Linked DNA regions of Homo sapiens: regions 1, 2, 3 and 4 are each linked to region 5. Evidence: chromatin contacts called from ENCODE Hi-C or POLR2A ChIA-PET data. All regions are on one chromosome and are shown on one strand. Each heading gives the region's core, a stretch centred on a gene start or an enhancer-like site at or near the end of the contact. The rest is flanking DNA. Distances are from core to core; before and after follow the strand shown.

The links. Hi-C counts contacts between places; a loop is a spot of excess contacts on that map. ChIA-PET counts read pairs that join two places held with the same protein, here RNA polymerase II (POLR2A). Pooled maps may share reads with other maps.
Region 1: a loop to region 5 is called in a pooled map, with 2.2 times the contacts of the local background. The contact joins the promoter of MTCL1 here to the promoter of DLGAP1-AS1 in region 5. A Hi-C loop is called at or near these places in 6 of 50 pooled maps. POLR2A ChIA-PET finds 5 or more read pairs at or near these places in 2 of 52 experiments (A673 and K562).
Region 2: a loop to region 5 is called in a map with no recorded cell type, with 14 times the contacts of the local background. The contact joins the promoter of RALBP1 here to the promoter of DLGAP1-AS1 in region 5. A Hi-C loop is called at or near these places in 1 of 37 single-sample maps with no recorded cell type and 8 of 50 pooled maps. POLR2A ChIA-PET finds 5 or more read pairs at or near these places in 1 of 52 experiments (activated CD8-positive, alpha-beta memory T cell).
Region 3: a loop to region 5 is called in a pooled map, with 6 times the contacts of the local background. The contact joins the promoter of RAB12 here to the promoter of DLGAP1-AS1 in region 5. A Hi-C loop is called at or near these places in 6 of 37 single-sample maps with no recorded cell type and 9 of 50 pooled maps. POLR2A ChIA-PET finds 5 or more read pairs at or near these places in 1 of 52 experiments (OCI-LY7).
Region 4: a loop to region 5 is called in a pooled map, with 3 times the contacts of the local background. The contact joins the enhancer-like site here to the promoter of DLGAP1-AS1 in region 5. A Hi-C loop is called at or near these places in 1 of 37 single-sample maps with no recorded cell type and 2 of 50 pooled maps. POLR2A ChIA-PET finds 5 or more read pairs at or near these places in 2 of 52 experiments (activated B cell and activated CD4-positive, alpha-beta T cell).

What each region holds. Positions count from the first base shown.
Region 1 is chr18:8,704,153-8,706,974 of GRCh38, forward strand. It overlaps MTCL1 (microtubule crosslinking factor 1), which reads left to right and starts at 1,404. Exons shown (of 15, transcript NM_001395333.1): 1 at 1,404-2,561. The coding sequence starts at 1,509. The region is part of intron 1 of GACAT2 (gastric cancer associated transcript 2); the gene reads right to left. RefSeq lists silencers at 749-1,188, 1,569-1,628.
Region 2 is chr18:9,474,192-9,476,891 of GRCh38, forward strand. RALBP1 (ralA binding protein 1) reads left to right here and starts at 1,322. Exons shown (of 10, transcript NM_006788.4): 1 at 1,322-1,500. RefSeq lists a silencer at 1,253-1,662 and enhancers at 1,286-2,154, 1,893-1,952.
Region 3 is chr18:8,607,931-8,610,761 of GRCh38, forward strand. It overlaps RAB12 (RAB12, member RAS oncogene family), which reads left to right and starts at 1,507. Exons shown (of 6, transcript NM_001025300.3): 1 at 1,507-2,023. The coding sequence starts at 1,510. RefSeq lists silencers at 1,335-1,564, 1,995-2,294 and an enhancer at 2,745-2,794.
Region 4 is chr18:9,060,908-9,063,607 of GRCh38, forward strand. LOC124904243 (a long non-coding RNA gene) reads right to left here. Exons shown (of 2, transcript XR_007066278.1): 2 at 524-1,851. Among named protein-coding and RNA genes, the nearest start is that of NDUFV2, 40 kb to the right of the region's middle. Within about 2 kb of position 1,349, at least 5 of the 41 ENCODE cell types and tissues checked have a DNase peak (open chromatin) inside an H3K27ac peak, as active enhancers do.
Region 5 is chr18:3,592,664-3,595,363 of GRCh38, forward strand. DLGAP1-AS1 (DLGAP1 antisense RNA 1) reads left to right here and starts at 1,451. Exons shown (of 3, transcript NR_024101.1): 1 at 1,451-1,577; 2 at 1,757-1,821. The region is part of intron 7 of DLGAP1 (DLG associated protein 1); the gene reads right to left. RefSeq lists enhancers at 1,091-1,210, 2,623-2,700 and a silencer at 2,208-2,502.

The DNA.
Region 1 (2,822 bases), core at 154-2,653, 5.1 Mb after region 5:
CTCTGCCTCCTGCAACGCCAGGGCTGGAGGACAGGCTGGCCCCTATTCCTATGGGCACTGGCCAACATCCAACGCCTGGGACATAAACTGCACCCAATGGTATGTGAACTGTACTTTACAGTTTGCACGGTGTGTTCTGGTATTTGCTAAATCTTCACACATGCTCAGGTGGCAGTACGTTTTAATGATACAGGCGAGGGAACTGGGGCTCAGAAAGGTCTAGTGCCTTGCGCATGGGAGACTCAAGTGGTAGAACCGGTGGCCGGGCTCCGGGCTCTGAGCGGAAAGCCTGCAGGACTCGGAATCCTGAAGACCTGGGTTTAAACCCGCTCAGCTAGGGACTGGGTGAGGCATCGCAGGCAAGTGACTTCACCTCCCAGCGCCGGTGCCCTAGTCTTCACCGAAGACAGCAATTCCAATCTGGGACTGTGGTGAGGCTTAAATAAAACACTGCTCAGTAAGTGGCCAGCAGGCCTGGCTCGCAGCCGGAACTATAAATGTGAGTTCCCTTTCTGACCCCCAGGTTTGGCGAGGGCTCCTCCTGTTTGGGCAGCAGCTCCTCCTGAGCTCCCGAGGCCACGGGGGTGCCAACTGTGGAGCGCCCGCCGTGCCGTTTAGACGCGAGAGCTGCGTCGGGTACCAGCGATCCTTAAAGGAGCTCGGGGACCAGGGGCACAGCTTGGAGAGGACAGCGAGGGAGGTGACTGGCCTCGGGGAGGCGGGCGGTGGATGGAGAGGCATGAGAGGGGTGTTGTCAGCCGCGGCACACGCCTTCCCCAAGTGGCCGGCGCCGCCCCTTGCCACCACTTCACCTCCGCCTCTTCCCTTCCTCCCTAGCTCCTGGCAGCGTCTCTAGGGCCTCAAAAAGCAAGGAGGGTCCCCGGGCAGCGAGGCCCCATGGATCCAGCCTGCGCCTGCTCCCAAGGGCGCGCAGGTCCCGCCCCTGCCGGGCGCCCGCCCCCCGGGGAGCGCAAGCCCCCGCCCCTTCCCTCGCCCCTCCCCTGCACGGCGCCGGCTGGCTGGAGGCGGGGCATGCGCACGGGCCTGGGCGAGGGCGCTGGGCGGCGGGGAGGTGGGGCGCGCGCGTGCGGCTTCTCTCAGCCGGGAGCGGCGGGGGCGGGCACGGGCAGCAGCGGGCCGGCGGTGGGCGGGGAGCGGGACGCGGGAGCCGGGCGCGCGCCGCCAGCGCCGCCGCGGCACCGGTGACCGCGAGCCCGGAGCGCGAGGTCCGGGGATGCGAGCGGCCGGGAGCCGCCGCGCTGCTGAGCCGGGAGAACTCGATCCGCGGTGACCTCAGCGAGGGGCGAGCGCGGCGGCGGCGAGCCCCGCGGGAATCCTCGGGGCCGGGGTGCGGGGGGCGGGGACGGCGGGAGCGCGGGGCGCAGCCCGGGCGGGGCTGGGACAGTGATGAGAGAGCGCGCGGGGAGGCTGCACGCCGCCGCCGCCGCCGCCGCCGCCGTCGTCGTCCGGAGCATCTGCTGCCTGAGCTGCTGCCGGCGGACCCGGCCATGGAGACACTGAACGGCCCCGCGGGCGGAGGTGCCCCGGACGCGAAGCTGCAGCCGCCCGGCCAGCACCACCGCCACCACCACCTCCACCCGGTGGCCGAAAGGCGGCGGCTGCACCGTGCGCCCTCGCCCGCCAGACCCTTCCTCAAGGACCTGCACGCCCGGCCCGCCGCGCCCGGCCCGGCCGTCCCCTCCTCGGGCCGAGCCCCGGCTCCCGCCGCCCCGCGCTCGCCCAACCTCGCGGGCAAAGCGCCGCCCTCGCCGGGGTCCCTGGCCGCGCCCGGCCGCCTCTCTCGGCGCAGTGGCGGCGTCCCGGGCGCGAAGGACAAGCCCCCGCCGGGCGCCGGGGCCAGAGCGGCGGGCGGTGCCAAGGCTGCCCTGGGAAGCAGGAGGGCGGCGCGCGTGGCGCCCGCGGAGCCGCTGTCCCGGGCTGGGAAGCCTCCCGGAGCCGAGCCGCCGTCTGCCGCTGCCAAGGGCCGCAAAGCCAAGCGCGGCTCCCGGGCGCCACCCGCCCGCACCGTCGGCCCCCCGACCCCGGCCGCCCGGATCCCTGCCGTGACCCTCGCGGTGACCTCGGTGGCCGGGTCCCCGGCCCGCTGCTCGCGCATCAGCCACACGGACAGCAGCTCCGACCTCTCTGACTGCCCCTCCGAACCCCTGTCCGACGAGCAGCGCCTGCTCCCTGCCGCCAGCAGCGACGCCGAATCCGGCACGGGCTCCAGCGACCGTGAACCCCCACGAGGAGCGCCGACGCCGAGCCCCGCAGCCCGAGGAGCGCCGCCGGGCAGCCCCGAGCCCCCAGCGCTCCTCGCCGCGCCCCTCGCCGCGGGCGCCTGTCCCGGGGGCCGGAGCATCCCGAGCGGGGTTTCGGGGGGTTTCGCGGGGCCCGGCGTGGCGGAGGATGTCCGGGGGCGCTCGCCACCGGAGCGACCAGTCCCCGGGACCCCCAAGGAGCCCAGCCTGGGCGAGCAGTCTCGGCTCGTGCCAGCGGCGGAGGAAGAAGAGCTGCTGCGGGAGATGGAGGAGCTGCGCTCGGAGAACGACTATCTCAAGGTGAGCCGCGCCTCGGCCGCAGGTGTCCCGGGGCGCCCCCGGAGGGCCTGGCTGCGGCGGGGACCCGCCAACCCCTCCTTCCCGGGCCTGTCCAGCGCCTTCTCCCTCCTGCTCTCCACGGTCCTACCCCCGCATTGTCAGGCATTGGCAACTTAAGCCCAAACTTCTGGAAGGAGAAGCAAGACCTGTGGGACCCCGCCAGTTCGCAACCCACTTCTCTTTTCTCGCGTCTAGAACTCTTGCGTCTCTTCGCTGATACTT
Region 2 (2,700 bases), core at 72-2,571, 5.9 Mb after region 5:
TGCATCCACATAGCAGCTTCAGGCAAGGCCTCCATAAGGCCCAGCGTGGATCAGTGCCTGCCCCTTGGCCGAATCAGTGCTGTCACAGGCAGAGAATTGTCACTGCCATGCTCACCTGCCCAACCCAGTGGTCAGAGAAGACTGTTCTACTGCGAGAGGAGCCATGAGAAGGCTTTTCCGAAAGTCAAAGACCAATGGCTACCTCAGACCATCCCGTATCCACTCGTGGGAGGCCCCTGAATGAATCTAAGGCCCCAGGGGTTGAACTTTACTGAGTAGGGAGCGCAGAGTACTAGGGACAAATTTACCGCCCGCTTTGAGGAAAGCTGATGTGGGAGCAGAGAGCAAGATGGATAGCAGCGGCCAATCTAAACGGGCAACGAAGTGCCACAGAGTGCTGCACGTAGGAATGCGAGTGACAGGTAGGGTCGTCTATTCCAAGTCCCTCCTCTCCCCTAATAAACTGCCACATTTCAGAAAACACGAAGACTGCTGAAGCCGTTTCCAGCCTTCGCTACGCATTAGCAGAGCAACTCAACAAGCCTGGGTGAAAGGCTTCTCGAAGAAATTCAGTTATCTCTACTGCCAGCCAAACACGGACTGGGCAGCTTTCCTCGGGGGCTGCTCGGTAACTGCTGAGCCGGGGGCGCGCTGAAGCCCTGCAGAAGCCCACACCCGCTTCAGGAATTCCGTGGATGTTCCCGACAGAGGTTTATTCCCGCCTATCCCTACAGGCCCACGGCGCTCTTTCCTCCAATCCCACACCCAGTCGAAGGCGGGGCAGCCGCCCCACCCAGCGGCCAGCCGGGCGGCCCCCAGTCTGGTTTAACTGGTTGGAACGACTAAAGCACGCTGGCGCAAGGAAAGCTCTCAACTTCGGGAGCTGAGGCGCAGGCTGGCCAGAGCGTGGAGAGGAAAGCCCTTTCCATCCTCAAGGCCGTTGCAGGAGATGCCCGCGAGCCACCTTCGCCAGCACCACACCGGGGTAAGCCGTCCGTCCCCGAAACCCGCAAGGCCACCGACTGCGCAGGCGCCTGCAGAGCACTGGCCCTCGGCGCGTTCTCTCGCGCTCTTCTTCAGTCTCCTCAGCGAGCCTGGGGACGAAGGGGGCGCGGTGCCTCCTGGGTGTTGTAGTTTGCTTCCTTGGCGAGAGGCCTTCGGGCTGGCTGGACGCCGGGGCCTTGGGAACTACGCCTCCCAGCGCGCCCCGCGCGAGAGCCCAGGTCGCCTGCCCTTGACGGCTTCAGCCGTCTGAGCGGAGAGGAGGATCCGGGAAGCCGGCTGCGGCGGGAGGAGGGAATGCGCGTGCGCGCTGGACCGCCTCGTCCCGTTCCGTCCCAATCATTGTAAACAGGCAGAGGCTGGGCGGGGTGGGAATGGGGCGCCCGAGGCCGGCCTGGGGCGCAGCGCAGGAGGCGGCTCCGGTGGCTGCGGCGGCAGCGTGAGCGCGAGGAGGCGGAGGCTGCGGCGGGGCGGACGGTCGCGCGGCGGCAGGCACAGGTCAGTCGCAGGGAGCGGTCGCGTGCTAGGGTCGCGGCGATACCCCTGGAGTGCCCGAGGAACCCTCTCCCGCGCCGGCCTCGCGCCCGCGTCTGTCAGGCAGCGTGTGGGGCTCGGTGCTCGCAGCGCTCGGGTTTGAAGTTGGGGGTGGGGGGCGTGGCTGCCCCTGGCGTGGGTTCCTCCCCGGAAAGCTTCGCCCCAGTTTTCGCCCCCCTTGGCCGTGCGTCCCTCCCACTGGCCGACGGGCCTCCCTTCGTGGCGTCCTCGTTTGTGGTGCTCTCGGGGGCCGGGGGTGGAGAGTTAGGAGTCCCCAGGCCTCGGGGAAGCTCTTGGGGGGCGCCTGGACAGAGGCTAGGGGACCCAGCCCTCACGGTTGGTGGATCGTGCCCGGCATAGTGGCCAGGCTCCAGGGCTTACCCAGGGGACCAGGACAGGCTCCTGGTGTCGCCCACCGCTGGCACTGAGCAGTGGGCGCCTTTGGGTGCTGCGATCCTTCCTTCAGGTTTCAGTGGGAATGGACAGACAGATCTGAAGTTGAAAATTCTTTTCACAACTCATGTTCAACTATGTGTGTTGTCAGAATGCTCTTAATGAGGTCAGTGTTCTCCCTCTTTTTTTTAAAACTGATCGTTGTGAGAGTGAAACAGGTTTTACAGAATATTTAACACCTCCGTCTTCCCTGAAGTAATTCTGCTGTTTCAAGTTTTGGGATTCAGTATTACAAAGCCTTCCTCTTGAGCAAGGCCTAGTACAATTCTTCAAGGTCCCTAGCATGTTAATTCGAGGTGTTTTGAACGTGCATATACAGGAAGTGCAGCCGTTTGGCCGTTGAGTTAGTGCTCCATCCAGCCTTGTTAGAAAAGCTTTCGCTGAATTTTTAATTTAGTGGAGTGGTCATGTTCTAATGCTGCAGTACTTTGGGGAGTATTCCATTATACTTGGCAGTTATTAACGAAATACTGAACTTGTGATAAGGTTTTGTTTTGGTGCTCAGCATTTCTAAATGAATAAGTGGGACTGTGAATAAGAAAGATCACCTCACTTTCTGTTTTTAGAGTTATTGTGGTCATTTGATAACTCCTTTCTGTCTTTGTGAAAATAATTACTGTAAGCTGGAGTGGCGGTAGTAGGGGTAGGAAGGAGGTCAGTAGAGTGGTTTCCACCTCTCATTCAAAGTATCTGGTAGATCCAAGTGGGGTA
Region 3 (2,831 bases), core at 257-2,756, 5.0 Mb after region 5:
TGGTTAACAAACCAAAACCCCAACTGTACAAAAAATTTTTAAATTAGCCAGGCGTGGTGGCACGTGCCTGTGGTCTCAGCGGCTCAGGAGGCTAAGCAAGGAAAATCACTTGGGCCCAGGAGTTCCAGGCTGCCGTGAGCTGTGATCGCACCACTGCACTCCAGCCTGCGCAACAGAGCAAGGCTGTCTCAAAATCAAAACAAAACAAAATGAAAGAAAAAGAAAGAAAGAAGGAAAGAAAGAAAGTAAATTCCGTGATGGTAAGTGATGGATCTGTGTTTCAAATAATATAGAGGGATCATATTTTACATATTCTCAGAATTCATATTATAAAGATCCCTACAGTGACTGCACAGTTAAGAATGCTCTCATAGATGTAAACTTCCAATCTACACTGTGGGCAACGCTAGATTTTTACAAATCAGGTTTGCTGTGTAACATATGCGTGTACTGTGCATTACTAAACCTAGTTCTAAATACAGCACAGCTGAAATTTTGTGGGTAACGTGATCATTCGGCAAATGTTGCCAGCCCCTATCATATTCAGAACCCTGTGTTCTGAGATGCTCAAGTTCAAGCTGAGGAATTTGCTAAACAAATCTCTGGCAAGGAATCAGCAGTGATTTTCTGTATCCTTAAATCCTTCCAAACAGAAATGGCAAAACATACGACCCGAGTCCATAATTCCTAAAGTTTCAATCTTCTCGCACTGTTTGAGTTTTAACTCGCTTATTCCCCCAAAGGAGTATGCCATTTACTTAATTTAAAAATTAAACAGCATAAAAACTTCTGAACTCTGAGTGAGACAGCGATCAGAGTTAAAAATAACTGATTTCGCGCGTTTCCGTGCAAAATGGGAGACAGACGTGACGGAGAGAGACCGAGCAGTGCCACGGCCCGGTAGAGGGTGCGGGGGCTTGCACCCGCTGGTGTTTGTGAGAGAGCGCTGGTGTAGACGCGAACGCAGCGCAGGCGGCCCGGCGGCGCGGCCTCAGGTCGGGGCCTTTCCAGCGTTCCAGCTACACCGAGCGCGCGGGGGCGAAAACATGTGCATGGTGTTTGGGGACTGTGCGCATGGGAGTGTTTTCACTGTCAACCAGGGTTCTTTTTCTTATTTTGAACCCATTTTCATGATGCACCGGAATGCTGAAGTTCAAAATTGCCTACGGAGAATTTTAAGACTAAAACCACACTAAGTTTCTTGTGTTAACTATAAATGCGGGTCAGAGTGAAAGCCGAGTAGGGAGGAGTGAAAAGGGGGAAAAGGGAAGAGATAAGAGGAAGAAAAGATGAAAGAGCCGGCGGAAGAGGGAGGGAAGCGGGGGCGGGCAGGCGAGCAGAGGCAGGGAAAGAGCGGCGCGGGTTGCGGGAAAGCTCCGCGCGCAGTACCCAACCGAGGCCCGGGCGCGCGGTCCTCCCGCCGGCAGGGGGCGCCCACCCGCCCGCCTCCGGCCCCTCGCGGCCAGCCGCCCCGCCCGCGCCTGCGCTTCCTGCCCCTCCTCGTCCGGGATGCTGCTGCCGCTACTGCGGAGTAGCTGCTTCCCTTCCTCCTCTCCCGGCGGCGGCGGCGGCAGCGGCGGAGGAGGAGGAGGAGGGGACCCGGGCGCAGAGAGCCGGCCGGCGGCGCAGTTGCAGCGCGGAGCCCACGGGCCGCCGGGGCCGCTCCAGCGGGCGGAAGCCGAGCCCGGGGCCGACCCCCCGCGCGCGGCGGAGGCCGAGGGGGCGCCGGGGCCCGGGGCGCGCAGCCGGGGGGCGGGCGGCGGCGGGCGGCGGGCCGAGCGGGAGCCGCATGCGTGTATGGATCCGGGCGCCGCGCTGCAGAGGCGGGCCGGGGGCGGCGGCGGTCTGGGCGCGGGCTCCCCGGCGCTGTCGGGCGGCCAGGGCCGCCGGAGGAAGCAGCCCCCCAGGCCGGCCGACTTCAAGTTGCAGGTCATCATTATCGGCTCCCGCGGCGTGGGCAAGACCAGCCTGATGGAGCGCTTCACCGACGACACCTTCTGCGAGGCCTGCAAGTCCACCGTGGGTAAGGGCGCCACGGCGACCCTGGGCCGGGCCTCCTGGCGCCCGGGCAGGTGCCCTTCGCCCCGTGGGCTTCGAGTCTCATCGAGCCTGGGAGTCTTTCGGGGATGGGCCTCTCGGTGAAACTAGGGGCGGGGGTCTCCTTGGAGCGCCCTGCATCCCAATCCCAAAGCCTGGCAGAGGTTTTCGTGCCGCCTCCGGGCAGACCTGCCCTTGGCCCCCGGCCCTGCCTCAGAGGTCCTGGCAGCCCCCGGGGCCTGTGGGGGCGGCTCTCCACGGAAACTTCGGCCCTTAGCATACTCGCCCAAGAAAAAGCTGGGTTCGAGTGGAGCGCAGGCAGGCAGGGGAGTGAACGCCTAAGGCCGCTCTCGCCCGGCCCGCCAAGGCCAGCGCGCGCCGTCTGCTGCGGGTGTGATCCCTGCGCAACCAGGGCAGTTTTCTTATTTTGAACCCATTTTCAAGAAATGAAGTTTAAAGTCACCTATGGAGAATGTTAAAACTAAAACTACAGTAAGTTTCTCGTGCTAGCCGTACGTACGGGGCAGAGGAGCTTCAGCTGTATTTATCCATGACCTCAAACAACCCGGTGACTGGCGGGCATGGGGTTGATTCCTCCAGTACCGCTGTTTTCGGTGAGGGACAGGAGTGAAGTAAGTACAGGAACGCTCCAGGGTCAAGGAGGAAAACAGCCGTGGATCTGAAATGGAAACTGCAGGGGAAATTTTTTTAATTAAGTCATGCTTAGAGGACTTGACATTGAGATTTCTCAGTTGGATGTGGGTAGCAGTTGTTTCTATGGAAAACCCCTTAAA
Region 4 (2,700 bases), core at 99-2,598, 5.5 Mb after region 5:
TCTTTCTTTTTTTTTTTTTTTTTTTTTTTTTTGTGGCCTGGCCAACTGTCCCTCCCTAGGCAAAAGTGGACTTGGATTTCTTTTGTTTCAGCAATCATTATCTGCTACCTTTACTCTAAAAATGCACTTTCCACCTGTCCCCATCTTCTACTTAAGCCTAAGGGATTACAAAAGGACTCATGTTTACCACTATATGTTGAATCAAGGAGTATCAACAAATTGGAAATTAGCCTAATCCCTTAAACTTCATATAATCTGTTTCCTTCATTTTGCTCCCATCTCCAAATATTTCATTCAGTACCAAAGTCCCCAAGAGAAAATGGATTCCTTCCTAGCTGGACCTGGGGCATCTGGCCAGATCCCCATCATGTTTCACCCCAAGCTACCCCTTAATCCCAGATGGAGCTTTAGACTCCTTTGAGAGAGATGAGGCCTGTCAAGAACTGTAAAAGCTCTGGAACTTTCTCCAACTTACACTGTTAACTGTTTCATTGATGCTGGCAGAAGACATAAGACTCTTGGGTCAGAGACAAAGGATTTTATTACTAACAGCACAGCACAGCAAACAACATGAGCATATTTGCACTAGTTCCCTTCCCCATACACAACACAGGGATGACATGATAGTCCTAGATGATACCTGCGCATGCAGTGGGTTGCATTACAGGAGAGGAACCCAGGGCTAAGGGCCCAGCCCTTGAGCAAGCAGCAAATAAGCCAGTCTTTCTCCACTTTGACCTGCTTAATTGCCTGTGTGACTAACCAGAGAAACCATTCAGTATCAGGAGACAGATCAGTCTTAAAATCCAGTACACTCGGCTGGACGCAGTGGCTCACACCTGTAATGCCAGCACTTTGGGAGGCCAACGAGGGCGGATCACCTGAGGTCAGGGTTTCAAAACTAGCCTGGCCAACATGTCTCCACTAAAAATACAAAAATTAGTCAGGCGTGGTGGTGGATGCCTGTAATCCCAGCTACTCGGGAGGCTGAGGCAAGAGAATAGCTTGAACCCAGAAAACGGAGGTTGCAGTGAGTTGAGATCACGCCACTGCACTCCAGCCTGAGCGACAGAGTGAGTGAGACTCCGTCTCAAAAAAAAAAAAAAAAAAAAATCCAGCACACTCAGCAAGAACAGGCAGGGACCTTCAGGGTCCATGGTGGGCTGCCTTTCCCAATAGGACCCACATACTTCTCATTATTCTGATCTTTCCTTCAGAATTACCTAGTCCAAGGGAGTACAACACTGAGAGCTAGTGGCCCTGGCTAGCTGTTAAAGACTGCGAGAAAAGTACTACTAGTTGCTGAAGGAAAACGGATTGTGGGATGTAAATTTGTCTCCTTATATTTAAACAAAAACACTCAAAACCCTCTTCCCCAACCCTTCTACTGTTTCAGTTCCTACTGGTCTGTTCTGTAAGTTCTCAGTTCCTGTTAGATTGTAATACTGAAAAAGAAACCCTGTCTACCCTCTAAGTTGGATGGAGAATTCAACATAAATAAGAAAGATATATCTACTAAGCAACTGAAACTTAATATGTCCAAAACCAAACTTCTGGACTTCTTCACACACCATGCTGTCTTCTCCCATACCTTCCCCTCCATAGAGAAGGTAACCATCATCCTTCCAGGCGCTCCTGCCAGCAGTCTCGGAATCAGGCTTGATTCCTCTTTTTCTCTCCCATTTCATGGCTTGCTCAACCTCCCAGGCTATCCAGAACCTGAGTGGCTCCCTTCCTCCATGATGAAGCCACCATCACTTCTTGCCTGGATTGTTGCAGTAGCCTCCAAACTGTTTTTCTGCTTCAGTCTTTACTTTCTCACACCATTCTCAATTCAGCAGCCACAGGGTCCTTTCCAAATGGAAAACCACATCATATCTCTTCCTACTCAAAACCTCCCATTGACTCCTAACTCATTCAGAATAGAAGGCCAGCCAGGTGTGGTGGTGAACACTTGTAGTCCCAGCTACTCAAGAGGCTGAGGGGAGGACAGCTTTAGCCAAAGAAAGAAGAAGGAGGAGGAGGAGGAGGAGGAGGAAGAAGAGAAGAAAGCTAACTCCTTGTAGTGACGTGCAAGGTCCTACATCTCTTTGATCTGATTACTGTCCTCTCACGGCCTCCCCATGCCCCACCCCCCAATACCTGGAACACAAATGCCCATGCCTGGCCCTTGGCATATGCACAACCCCTCCCTCCGCCCGGATGCCCCCTCCACCAGCTGTCCACGGGGCTTATTCCTGCTGCTTCTTCAGGGCTCCCCTACCCCAGCATTCCCCATTGCTTTATTTGTTTGTTTGTTTTGAGACAGAGTCTCACTCTGTCGCCCAGGCTGGAGTACAATGATGCAATCTTGGCTCACTACAACCTCCACCTCCCGGGTTCAAGCGATTCTCCCACCTCAGGCTTCTTAGTAGCTGGGATTACAAGCGCCCACCACCGTGCCTGGCTAATTTTTGTATTTTTAGTAGAGATGGGGTTTCGCCATGTTGCCCAGGCTGGTCTCGAACTCCTGAGCTCAAGTAATCTTCCCACCTAGGCCTCCCAAAGTGCTGGGATTACAGGCGTGAGCCACCATGCCCAGCCCCCTGTGTTATTTTTATCCATAGCACTTATCACTATCTGAGGTAGTGAAGATGTCTATTTCCTTGTTATGATCTGTTTCCTCTGACTACAATAAAAACTCCATGAAGTCAGGGATTC
Region 5 (2,700 bases), core at 201-2,700:
CCTCGTCTCAAAAAAACCCAAACAACAACAACTAGCTGGTCATGGTGGTGCACGCCTGAAGTCTCAGCTACTCGGTAGGCTGAGGTGGGAGGATCACTTGAGCTTGGGAGGTGGAGGCCGCAATGAGCCATGACTGTGCCACTGCACTCCAGCCTAGGTGACAGAGCAAGACCCTGCCTCAAAAAAAAAAAAAAAAAAAAAAAAGAAAAAGAAAGAAAGAAAAAGAAAAAGAAAAAGAAAAAGAAAAAAAAGAAAGAAAAGAAAAGAAAAAGAAGAAAATAGACATGATCTCACATATGTGAAAGATCCCACTATCCCCATTTAACTGATGAAAATATTAAGGCTCAGAGCAGGCAACGGACATCCCTAACTCATCTAGAGATTCAGTGACAGAGTTAGAGTACTCAGGGCTCCAACTCCCATCTGACCATTAACTCAAACCACCTTTGTTTATCTCCCCCGCCCCCCGCCAGTAAACACTCTCTAGTAAACACCTTGTCCACTAAAGCACCGTGGTTTCCACGAGGGACTCCTTCGTGCACAGCCATCCTCACTCTGCAGGAACTCTTAAGTTTCAGTGAATGAATGAATTTGGAGTGGTCAACAAGGGGTGCACAGTTGCAACTTTTAAAATATTGCAGAAGGAGAGAAATGCCACAAAACAAAATGCACATGGAAAAATCACTACCTTATTTCAAAATATTTACAGCTTCACATTTAAGGCCACCCAAAGCGTGGCGGTCAGTGGTGAGAAGGCAGAGATCAGAGGCTGTTGGGGTGGGTCATACACCATGATTCCCGGCCCCCCTCTGGGAGATACAAGGTATCCCACAGTCTTCTCTCCCAGTTACATCCTCCACGGAAACCACAAGATGACTCGCTCAACTTTTTCTAAAGTAGAAAAAAATATGCTTGTGTGTGTGTGTAAGGGGAGGAGAGGGGATGTGAATGAAATGGAGGGTAGTGTAATAATTCCTGTAGTCATAAGACACGCCAGTTGGTAGTTGCTAGTATTCCAGACACTTCCTAACGCCAGACAAATGCCCCAAGCCTCGGCATGTCTGGCCTAGAGATCTATTCAACTGATAGCAGCCGCCTCTTCTGGGGAGAGCAGATCTTTCAGAAAGCACTGGCTGCGCTGCTAATCAAACGCAACATTGTTCTCAGCAAGGAGGAAGAATGGAAAGGTTTGTTTCAGAGTCACAACTTTATTTTTTTTAAAAGGCACCCAAGTTGTTTCAACAAGCTGCTACAAAACTTGGGCTTCCTGAGTGGAGGCTGTTTTGCACAGTGCATGTACTGTACAAAAATCCAGGCAGGGAGGGGTCAGAGAGTTCGTCATTAAAGAAAAAAAAAAAAAAAAGCCCCAGGCACTTGATGCCTGGAAATGATGTCAGACGCAGCCACTCCTCTGTTAGAACTACAGCCAAACAATGCGCAGGCAATCCACAGCAGCTGCCCCTGCAAATGTCAGCGCCAGCCCAGTCAAAAGAGCTTGAAACCTACCAAGCCGGAGGACTGTGCTGTGCCTCTCTCGCCCACATTTTCCCCAAGCACTCTCAGGAACCTGGCAACAGGTAACGTGGCAACCTTTGACTTATAAAAGGGCAAGTGGCACAATCTCAGGGAACAAATGGACTTTTTTTTAAAGCCAGCATCTCCCCCACCACTCCCACACCCCCCTCCCTCCCTCCCTCCCTCCCAACCAAAAGTCTGTAAAAAACAAAACATTGACGCGGGCAGTCCTACTCTCTAGTGTCCCCTTGTGGCCAAGCCTGGAACATCACATCTGTACGTTGCAATCTGTGGATCAGCTACGAGGTAAGTCGCTCTTTGGAAGGGGTGGAGGTCTTTGCTGGACTTGTCTTCCGAAAAGTATGAAGAGTGGAAGTCAAGGCTCAGAATGGCGTCCTTTTTTACCTTATCACCTTAACAAAAACTTCACCTTAGCTGCAGGGTTAAACCTCTGGGTTGGGGCTGGGGATTTTCGTTGTTGTTGTTTTAAAGCAGCAGCCAAGGCCATGTTTTTTAAGGTGGTGAGTTAAACGGAGCAAGAGCTGCGGTAGCCTTTTCCACCCAATCTCTTTCTTCACATCCTAGTCACAGCCAAGGGTAGGGTGGATGGCAGTGAGGATAAACAGCCCAGAAACAGGATTCCTGCAGGGTGGGACTGGCATTTTCCATTTTTATCTGAAGTTGTACTTTGAATGCAGACACCTTTCTCTCAGGCCAGAAGCACTGCTCATTTGTATTGCTGGCTTCCAGTTAGCCTATTTGCAAGGATTACTTAGGATTTCCAGACTGCAGGCCCAGCTACCCAGAGAGTGTGCCTCAAAGCCCCACCTCAAAGCTTTTATCTCTATGTGGCGGGAAACACCCACGAAAATGCCAACGGCGGTATTTGTAACTTGCCTTCTTCCTTTTGGGAACTGCTTTCTGCAGCTCTCTCTGCGTTAGAGGAATAGCTACAGCTGGGAGCTGCTCCAGCCACGCAGGAGGAGAGGGCACCCATTGAGAGGCGGGCACCCCTTCTGTCTCCCTCTGGCTATGTTAACTGGAAACTAGGAAAGGGGTTCAGATCAAAGTAACTGCTGTCTTCAGAAAGTTCCATTCATTAACTAAGTTAGCGGAAATTAAATGGTGTTTGGAGGAAGGTCATTTCAGAAGGCCCAGGGCCAGAGGCTGAGGTCTAAAACTTCT